Linked DNA regions of Homo sapiens: regions 1, 2 and 3 are each linked to region 4. Evidence: chromatin loops called from intact Hi-C (ENCODE). Cell type or tissue: heart right ventricle. All regions are shown on one strand.

Region 1 (2,500 bases), 190 kb before region 4:
AACCCGGACGCCAGAGGTTGCAGTGAGCCGAGATTGCACCATTGCACTCCAGCCTGGGTGACAAGAGTGAAACTCCATCTCAGGAAAGAAGAAGAAAAAGAAAAAGAAAGAGAAAAGAAGGGAAGGGAAGGGAAGGGAAAGGAGAAAGAGAAAGAAAGAAAGAGAAAGAAAGGAGGGAAGGAAGAGAGAGAAGGAGGAGGAGGAGAGGAGAGAGAGGGGAGGGGAGGGAAAATAAAGACTCTACTGTCAGTACAGGGGAAAATGAGAAATAAACCCACCATGGAGAGGAACAGCAAGGAATCATCAGGTTTCTATCTTGGCCCTGGCGAGGGGAGGGAGAAATAGGGAGATGCCCTGCACTGATCATTAGAACCATAAGCTGGTTCTCACACTGGGGTCACACCATTCAGCAGATCCCCAAGGAGTTTCAGGAGCTGTGTCCCCAGATCACTGGCAGAAGCAAAAACAAACCCTCTCTGGAAGAACTCAATTTCAGTCCAGGCCAGTGATGATTGCAAAACACCAACTGTGAGATGTTTCTTGATTTGGGGATGTTAAGATGTGAGAAAATGTGCACCCAGGCATAGATGAGGACAGTGAGCCCTTATCCAGAGAAGGTCAGAGTATTCAGCCCTAACTACTCTATCCCACTGGAGAGCGCCTGGTCAGCAGTGGTCACTGTTGCCACTATTTATGGAGTGCTGACTTCATGCCAGGCTCTGGGTGCCAGGCTCTGCTCACATCAGCTCCTGTCATCCTCATAGCCCCTCTGTATGGGGACAGCAGCGTTACTATTATTTTCAGTAGGGCAAACTGAAGCAACTTTACTGAGGCTGCACATGAGTAAATGACAAAGCTGGGCTTTGAGTCCACGCTCATCTCCGGTATCCTGAAGGTGGTGTCCATCAGCTATTTTTCAAGGGATGCTAGTCTGGCCTGCTGAACCTAGCATATTGCCAAAAATGTAATTGTTCAATAAAGTGTCTATTCCCTACACAGAGGCAATTTCTGCATCAAAGTATGTCTTATCACATCCTAGAAGGCTGTGCAAAGGCTCTTGCTGTCCTGTGGTCTTGGCTGCGTGGGTATTCCCGGACTCTGGCCGGATAATCCCATGCTTGCTGTAAAGGGATCAGTGGTGGGCATGAGAACACATCATTCAATGTCTTCTCCTCTTTTCTGATTTTAGAAGATGTCAGTATAAATATCACAAAACTTCCGAAATATGACCAGGCTCCAATCACCTTTCTGGTCCATGTCCTGTCCCTCCTGAGGCTCGAAGACCTCAATCTAGGAAAGCAGCACCCCCTCCCTCCCCACAGAGCTGTGTGGACCTCGGGGGCCATGTGGAGAGCCAGAGCCTGAGTAATAAATCCCCTCCCTGCAGGACGACTAGCCAAGTTTTATTACAGATCCTATCACAATGAAAAGGGCTGGTACTCCCGTGACTGAGCTAATCCCGTCACCGTGTGAATCAATAGGAAACCCACAGGAGGCGATTCGATTCAGGATGTTCATTTTGGGAAGCTGGTCTTCCTACAACATCGGAGTCAAGATATTGCCGGGCACTTCCATGACAAATGGAAAGTTCAGCCCAAAAGGACCAGACTTGTTAGTAAAATACATTCAGATCTCTCCAAATAAAAATTCAGATGCATTTTAGTCTCCCCTCAGTACAGCAGGCTGAATCCCTTAATCTACCACATTATTATGGAAACACCCTTATCTCTGCCTGTCAAAATCACTGCCGTTGCGGGGGCTCCGTCTTGGGAGGCACCAGCTGCTTTATAATCATTTAGCTGATGTGCAGTTACATTATCTTGAAGCAGGCCACATATTTGAAGAACGGCACCAGATCCAGGATGAATCTGAGGGACATCCGGCCAGCAGGGGAAGGGGAAGAGAGGTAACACATGCTGCCCAGACATACTGCTGCTAGGTGACAATGCAATGCCTCCAACCCCGTCCCCTTGACTCAGGCCAATGTCCCTCTTCTGCAAGCCAGTTGGCTAGGCAGCCAGGGCCATGTCAGGCAGAGGCAGACTGAGAGTTCTGGGTACTGTTTCTGTCCAACAAGTATGGCCGGTTCTCCTCTAGGGCTGCCAGTTTGCATGAGGGCCTCATGTCTCTCCACTGGCAGGGGCTGGTGAGCATCCAGTCCATCTGTAGGAGGGACACACGGTGGCTGTCTTCTGCAGTGTGGGCAGGCCTGGAGTGACGGCCCAAGCAGCTGACCCCACTTGCCAGGGGAACGCAGGGAGGTGAAGTTACATCTAGTGTAGCAAAGCGAAGGCCATGTGGGACGTTGATCTCCAGGTTCCAAGATGGGCCCTTGGCAGGAGCCCTTGTGAACATGGATGTGGCCTGTTGGGATGGGGCCTCCCACCACGCCTCCTGTTCTCCCACCTCCATTAGGGGTGACTCACACCTGAAGAAATGATGAATCACGTGGGTTACAAAACCAAAGGGCTCCTGAGAGCGAGGCTGGAAAGGACCTCGG
Region 2 (2,500 bases), 67 kb before region 4:
CAGCCTGGTCTCTCTGCAGCAGGCAAGCTGGAGCGGTGGCAGCAGGTGGCGGGCCCGGCACCAGCTTTGTCCTCGGTGCACTGGAATCAACCCTGAGGCAGACCCTGGCACCAAGCTCAGCCCATCCCACATTCTCCTTTCATAGCACGAGTGTCACAGGGGCACCTCTCCCTCCTGCCGGGAGGCCCGGCCGTGCTGTGCCTCTGCCTGTGGGAGGTCTCACACGGGCACGAGCAGTTCGGTGTCAGCGGACGAGCTGCAGCTTTTGATGCTATGTTGCTCCCCGTGGTGTTTTTTATTTTATTTTTTTAACCTTAAAGATTTTAAAAGTCCTCATTTCTGGCATTTCTTGGAAAGTTGGAAGCTGTCTGACACCAGCCCCGTGTTCCTGCGTGCACTGGGCCGGAGCTGAGCAGGTGGGCGAGTGTGTGTCCATGTGCTCCATGTTTTCCGTGCTGGCAGCCCTGAGGCCAGCAACGGGCTCTCCGTTCACTCCAGCCGCACACCTAGTGGCACCCAGGTTTGTGACCCCTGACTCAGAGCCAGAGCTGGGTGCAGGCCCAGGTGATGGCCCAGGTTGACGGAGAGCCTGTGGTGAGGCTGAGAGGCTGGGGCAGCAGGTAGCAGGCAGGCGGGTGGCAGTGACCCTGGAGAGTTGGCCCACACCCTGCTCTTCCACTCCTGGCTGGGCTCCCAGGAGCCAGTCCCTTTGCCTCTCTTTATTCCTCATCTCTGAAAATGCCACTTCACTTATCTGTAAACATTAGGACTGTTATAAGACTTGAGTGTGATAATATATGTATCCCTGGCACAGGGGCCTGGTTGCCCTACGTGTCCTGCTTACGTCCGGCTACCTGACCCACAAGAACCTTCCGCTGCCCCAGCCTCCCCTCTCCCGCTCCCCTGGGGCCCTGTTTCCCTTCCCTGGAAACTTTCCTCCTCCTGCTGCTGCCCAGTGTTGTGCCCTTGGGATAATAGAGGGCAGGTCCTGCCAGGCCTATTGGGAGCCACCCCTTGGCTGGGTAGTGCTGTCCTTGCGCCATCAGGCATTTTAAAAACTACCCTAGCCCAGGAAGGGTGGCTCACACCTGTAGTCCCAGCACTTTGAGGGGCCAAGGTGGGTGGATCACCTGAGGTCAGGAGTTCGAGACCAACCTGGCCAACTCTTGTCTCTACTAAAAATACAAAAATTAGCTGGGCGTGGTGGCACGCACCTGTGATCCCAGCTACTTGGGAGGCTGAGGCAAGAGAATCACTTGAACCCAGGAGGCGGAGGTTGCAGTGAGCTGAGGTCACGCCTCTGCACTCCAGCCTGGGTGACAGAAAGAGAGTCTGTCTCAAAAACAAAAAACAAACAAACAAAAACTACCCTGAGGCTACTCCAGCTGTCATCTGAGTCTTGGGACTTTGGTTTTTTTCCAAGGCAGATTTTGTGATTGTATCAAGAATTTGTGTTTTAGGATCAATGACCTCCTATCCTACTGCACATCTTACTTAATTTAGCAGCTTTATCAGTTTGCCAGGTTCTTCACTAAGAAGCCATTGATGTGCCTCAGCACCTCAGCCCTTAAAAGACAGTTTGTCCTTGTTCTGTCCCCAGTGTGTTGGGTTCAGCTTGGCATCGAGTGTGAAAATCAGCCTTGACCTTTGCCATTTCTTAGAAGAAAGCACAGGATGCTTCCCCCTCACTCTTCTCCATTGCAAAGAATGTTCCCTAGATAAACATTTTCCTACATTGAGTGTTCAGAGAACCCCCAGATTGGAAATTGAATCTTACATCATTCAAAACTTATGTATTTCAATTTCTGATGAACAATAAAGATGCCTATGTTAAAAAAAATGTTTATTCCAAAATCGAGATAGAAAATTAGACTGTGAAGAAAGAATAAGAGGAAAAAACCTGGAATTGATTCCAGTACAGAAAGAGTCACTTCTGAGGATGGCACTGGGTGCAGGAAGAGATTGGATGTTGATTAGTTGCTTCCTGTTTCTGCCTGAACCAAGTGTGAGGCAGAAGGCCCAGGGGCTCAAGGGTACAGTTGGGAAAGACCTTCGAGTTGGGAAGGGTAAAGGGAGGCTCATCAGGACTTGCAAGGAGGGTACTGCTGGGGGTGGGGGAGCTGTCTCCTCCCCCCGCTCTCCACGGGCCCCTCCCATTCCCACTGAAAAGCAACCAACCCTGCCATTGTCATCTCCCTCAAATGCCCCTGTTGAGACTGGATCAGCCCTGCAGGTGAAGGGACAGAACTTTCCCCACAAGCTTGAGTAGCTGCTCCTCTTTCCTTATTTGTGTCTCCCAGAGAACAGTGCACACAGCTGGCTTGAAATCAAACATGGAAGTTTCATTCTTGCACAAACAAGCACTTTCAAAAGGCGTCCTTAGTGAGCACTCTCTGGGCTTCGGTGAAGGTACCCCAGGGGGACCCCCGCCCCTGTCTGCTTTCGTGCATCCGGGCACTGGAGTTATGGTCTCTGTAAGATTGTTGCTGGGTGGGAAGGA
Region 3 (2,500 bases), 200 kb before region 4:
AGTCCTTCTAGGTCTGGGCTGTGGAGGGAGAGGAGAGGCTGGCCTGGGGGTCTCTGCTGGGGGAGATACAAGTCCGGCCTGTGGGGTTGGCCAGCCTGGGGCATGTCTGTGTTAACTCAGACACACCCACACAGACACTTCCAGAACCAGGCATGTTTACAAGTAGCAATGAGGTATTGCTAAACCTCTGGCCTGATGAGAACAGCTCTCACATAATGCTGTCTGAGTGCCAGGCCCAGGTCCAGGCACTGTACACTAATTCATTTAAGGTGGACACAAATATGCCCATTTTATGCTCAGCTGGGAAAACTGAGGCCCAGAGAGGTCAATGGACTCATCTGAGGTCAGGCAGCTGGGAGGTGGCCGAGCTGGGATGAGAACCCAGGTGGTCAGGGCTGGAGCCTCTTCCCTAGCCACAGTGCCCCTCTGCCTCTTCTCCTCCTGCCTGAGCAATCCCACTTCACTTGGACCATCCCCTGCCTATTCCAGGAGACAGGACTTGAGTGTCACTTCCCCTCCTGCTGTCTTGTGGCCCTGCCATGCACTGTGGCAAGTCTTCTGTTATCTTCTGCCTGAGAGGCCGTGACTAAGAAGGTTCCAGACTTCCCGTCTATCAAAGGTGAGGACTGAATTAGACTTTCTTCTTGACAGTGGTGATCACCTGTGACCTGTGACTGGTACATGCTCAGGAGGGAGTATACTGTTCCACTTTGCTGATTTCTAATGAAAGATTACTTTTACAGGATGGAGGGAGAAAGGGCTCCGAAGGAGAAGGAAGAAGAATAAGGGCATTGGCCTCAGTCCAGATGAAAAGACCCAGATGCAAAATTATTTGGGCCACATATGTGTTGTTTGCTTATCAAATTTTCAACCTTTGAAAAATCACAATATTGGATGGTGGGAATCAGTAGCATTGCTGGAGTTCCTGTGGGTGGCAGGAGTTGGACATTGTGGCAGGTGACCCTGCAAAGGATAAACACAGAACCTGCAGAGGGTAAAGGATTTCCCAAGTCTCACTCCTGGAGGGAGGGGCACAGGCATGAGCAGCCTATCGGGCCCCATGTCATGCAGCTATGTTCTCTGCTGCTGGTGAGCTTGGCATCGAAAGAAAACATAGCAGGAATGATTTTGTCTGGGTTGGGGATTTGGGGGAGTTTAGACTATAAATAGTGAGGAGGATATAAAAAGCCTTAAGAGGATTTTTGGAAGCCCTAAATCCACCACATAGACCAAAGCAAGTTAACAGGAACCACTTCGGTTTTAGTGAGGTCTAAATGTGACTCAGCATAGTGCCCTCCCCTCCACTGTTCCCTTCCAGCTGTCGTGGTTCACGTGTCCGCTGTCACCACAACCCTTGCCAGCATCTGCCAAACCAAGGGCACGTGTGTCAGGAGGTCTGCTGCCAGCATGCCAGCTGCCAGGTGCTGCCTAGCCTTGAATTACGGCCTGGCTCACTCCCTAAGGGAAGGCATCATTGGCAGCCTCTTCTGCAGCAGAGAAAACGGAAGCATAGGAGGGTAGGTGCCTGGTCCAGGGTCACACAGCCAGCAAGTAGTGGGCTGGATTCCACACTCAGCCGAGGCCCACTCTGCTGATTCTAGCATAATTTCTTCAGGATCACCTTTTGAGTGGACCTCAGCTGCGTGTGGGAAGGAACCTGCTTGCCTCTGTGCCTTGCTTCTTGGACACCTGCGGTCCCAGCCTTCTCTTTTCTGTGGGCCCTTATTTCATTTAATACATGGACTCATCATAAAACCCCTTTGCACTCCTGTAGCCCCAGCTCAGGAAGCCTGAAGCCCACCCCGGTCACCGAGGTGCTCAGAATCGATGGAGATCCAGAGTTGAAACCTCCCTACGTTTGGTCCTGTGTCCCCAGGGTCTGCTGCCGGCTCCTAGATACCTACAAACAGGTCTTTACTGTTGACTCTTTTAGGAACATCACTGTGGCCTAATAGTGAGGGAGTGACATTTAGGATGATGGCCGACCATCTCATTTATAGGAAAAACCCAGGGCTCTAACACATATTTTAAAAATCACTGCACTGCTGGCACAGCCCTGCCACCCAGCATTGTATTAGCCAACTCCTTCCCAAGGCTCTGGGAGAGGCTGCAGTGGGAACATTCCAGATCAGAGGTTCTGCCTTGTTTAAATAGGGGTGGAGCGAGATTGCCAGGTCTGAGGCTTCATCTTGCCAGTGAGAAATGGGGGTGCAGGGAGCTGTTTTAGATGGGGGTGCAGGGAACAGCTGCTGAGGCCTCACCGTGAGTCACACACAGGGCTGGCAGTGAGGCCACAAATCACAGTTGGGCCCCCAAACATAAGGTCCTACAGCCAGGGAGAGCCATTCTGCCTGGAGACCGAGAAGAATCCAGTCAGGAAGAAATAGTGGAAGCTAAGGTGCCCGGGCCTGAAGGGCCAGTCCGTCTGGGAGCAGCAACTGGCCCTATGGTGGGACAGGAAGAGCAAGAAAAACAGTGCCAGCTTGCTAAAGGCCGTGCC
Region 4 (2,500 bases):
CTGACTTTGTATCTTGCGACTCTTCAAAGGACTGGTGAGAATGGCACTTTGTACAGAAGACACACCTGAAATGGGAGGGGGGGTGGACAGAACTTAAAAAAATAAAAGGGCCAGCCACAGTGGCTCACACCTGTAATCCTAACATTCTGAGAGGTTAGAAGCAAGAGGATGGCTTGAGCCCAGGCATTTGCAGCCAGCCTGAGAAATAGAGCGAGACCCTGTCTCAATCAATCAATCAAAAACGACAGAGATAGATAGATAGATGATAGATTGATAGATGATAGATAGATAGATAGATAGATAGATAGATAGATAGATAGCAACATGGTCTAAATGAGTCTAGGAGTGGAGTGTCCTTGAACTTGGGGAGACCACCCTCCACTGCATTTGCATTATTGATACTATGGCTGGAGAGGGCCTTTTGCCTAAAAGCTTGGAGTATGTTGGGGCCCCCGAGAGCAGGTGAGGGCCAGAGGTTCAGATCAGAGGATGGAAAAAGGAGGTGGAGAACAGGAAAGAAAAACATTTTAATAAGAACAAGCAGGGGTGATGGAAAGTATACACCAAGGCCATTCTCTAGCATCTTAAGGTTCTGCCCAGCCAGCTGGGAGGCCACTGGGCACTGGCTGCTGGGGGGAAAGGAAGAATCTGCTCCCCTACCCCAGCCTTCACTGTTGCTTTCCTCGCACGAACCCCAGACTCTATCCTTCCTGGTTGGCTGTTTAAGTCCTTTCCTGACACCCCAGGCTTTGTGGCTTATCTGAGCACAGAACAGCATCCTTAGATGGTACAGCACTGAGCACCCACCTTAGATCCTAGGATTCAGTCCCACCATCCAAAGCCCCTCACCACTACAGACCAGCCACACTAAGGGTGACCAGATATCTTAGACTCCCTTTTGAAACAACAGGAACCAAAGTGCCCAGGGCAGAGAACATCCTGTTGCCAAAATAGTGGTTCTCAACCAGGGATGACTTTTGTCTTCCAGGGGACATTTGGCAACGTCTGGAGACATTTTGGGTTGTCACAACTGGAAGGATGTACTCACATCCAGTGGGTGGAGGCCAGGAATGCTGCTAAGCACCCTGCAATGCACAGCAGCCCCCATGACAAAGAACTGTCCAGACCAAAATGTCAATAGTGCCGAGGTTGAGAAATTCCGGCCAAAAGAAATGGAATCAAAAAAGAAAATTGTTTGCAACTTCATAGAGATACCCTCAATGAATAAAACCACATATGGTTTGACTTCTGTCCCTGTTCCTATGCTGAAGGGAAACTTGTACAACTTTCCCTTTTTAAAGTAAAGAGATACCACCCCACTCTTTTTTTTTTTTAAACACAGCAACAGAAGGGCCCCAAGTTAAAACCAGCTCTCCAGCCTAAGGACTCCACCTGGTGGTCCTCTCTGGAATTAAATGAAGTTGAGGTTTTATTTTGTTTAATTTTTTCATTATTCAGTTATTTTGTTTAACATTTTTAGTTATTTTGTTTAAATTTTTAGTTATTTTAACTTTTAAGTTATTTTATTTCTTAGTTATTTTAACTTGTTATTTTAATTTTTTTAGTTATTTTAACTTTTTAAAGTTATTTTAATTCTTTAGTTATTTTGTTTAACTTTTTTAGTTTTTTTAGTTAAACAAAAGTTGCAGTGACCGGGGCAGGTGTGATGGCTCAGGCCTGTAATCCCAGCACTTTGGGAGGCCGAGGCAGGGACAGGGGGCAGGGGAAATCACTTCTTAGGTCAGGAGCTCAAGACCAGCCTGGCAAACATGACAAAACCCCGTCTCTACTAAAAATATAAAAATCAGCCAGGCATGGTGGCGAGCGCCTGTAATCCCAGCTACTTGAGAGGCTGAGGCACGAGAATCACTTGAACCTCATGTTATTCCTCATGAGGCGGAGGTTGCAGTGAGCCGAGATTCCGCCACTGTACTCCAGCCTGGGCAACAGAGCGAGACTCCATCTCAGAAAACAAAGAAGTTCCAAGTACAATACAAAGAAATTCCCTCCCAATTTGAGAGTAAGTTGCCGATATACCCTATGACCGCCCCCCCCCCGCCAATACTTCAGTGGGTATTTCCTATGAACAACGACATTCTCCGGCACAGCCATCAGACTCAGGAAATTAACATCGGTATGTTATTACCATCAACCCTCTGACTGAATTCTAGTTCTGCCAGTTGTCCCAATAAAGTTCTTAGCAAAATGGTCTGGTTTAGAAACACACTTTTCACTTAGTCATCATGTCTCTTTAATGTTCTTCCATCTGGAACAGTTCCTCAGTCTCCTTGCCTCATGATGTGGAAGCTTTTAAAGACTATAGGCCAGTTATTTGTAGGCTGCCCTTCGCTGTGCACTTGTCTGAGGGTTCCTCACGTTTTGAGTCAAGTCATGCATCTTTGACACGAATCTCACAGGCTGATTCTGTGTTCTGTCTGCATTCTAGCAGGGAGTACACGATCTGTTCCATTATTGGTGATGTTAACGATCATTGGTTAGA

What was found. Hi-C counts contacts between places; a loop is a spot of excess contacts. Peaks named below come from ENCODE experiments on the same cell type or tissue, not always from the same donor. Only the 100,000 strongest peaks of a DNase experiment are listed, where the experiment ranks them.
Region 1: a loop joins it to region 4, with 3 times the contacts of the local background. A loop is called at or near these places in 77 of 110 quality-filtered maps.
Region 2: a loop joins it to region 4, with 2.8 times the contacts of the local background. A loop is called at or near these places in 7 of 110 quality-filtered maps.
Region 3: a loop joins it to region 4, with 2.9 times the contacts of the local background. A loop is called at or near these places in 77 of 110 quality-filtered maps.

The regions. Positions count from the first base shown.
Region 1 is chr15:101,491,099-101,493,598 of GRCh38, reverse strand. It overlaps LOC107987228 (a long non-coding RNA gene), which reads right to left. Exons shown (of 2, transcript XR_001751730.2): 2 at 1-2,500. Among named protein-coding and RNA genes, the nearest start is that of PCSK6, 2.6 kb to the right of the region's middle. In heart right ventricle, no CTCF peak of the experiment used is centred here; no DNase peak of the experiment used is centred here; H3K27ac peaks cover 1,872 bases.
Region 2 is chr15:101,366,682-101,369,181 of GRCh38, reverse strand. The region is part of intron 12 of PCSK6 (proprotein convertase subtilisin/kexin type 6); the gene reads left to right. Among named protein-coding and RNA genes, the nearest start is that of PCSK6-AS1, 33 kb to the right of the region's middle. In heart right ventricle, no CTCF peak of the experiment used is centred here; DNase peaks (open chromatin) are centred at 113 and 943; H3K4me3 peaks cover 592 bases; H3K27ac peaks cover 1,616 bases.
Region 3 is chr15:101,499,022-101,501,521 of GRCh38, reverse strand. No RefSeq gene overlaps it. Among named protein-coding and RNA genes, the nearest start is that of PCSK6, 11 kb to the right of the region's middle. In heart right ventricle, no CTCF peak of the experiment used is centred here; a DNase peak (open chromatin) is centred at 1,389; H3K27ac peaks cover 1,533 bases.
Region 4 is chr15:101,299,358-101,301,857 of GRCh38, reverse strand. The region is part of intron 1 of SNRPA1-DT (SNRPA1 divergent transcript); the gene reads right to left. Among named protein-coding and RNA genes, the nearest start is that of SNRPA1-DT, 5.3 kb to the right of the region's middle. In heart right ventricle, a CTCF peak has its summit at 1,393 (motif pointing left); a DNase peak (open chromatin) is centred at 877.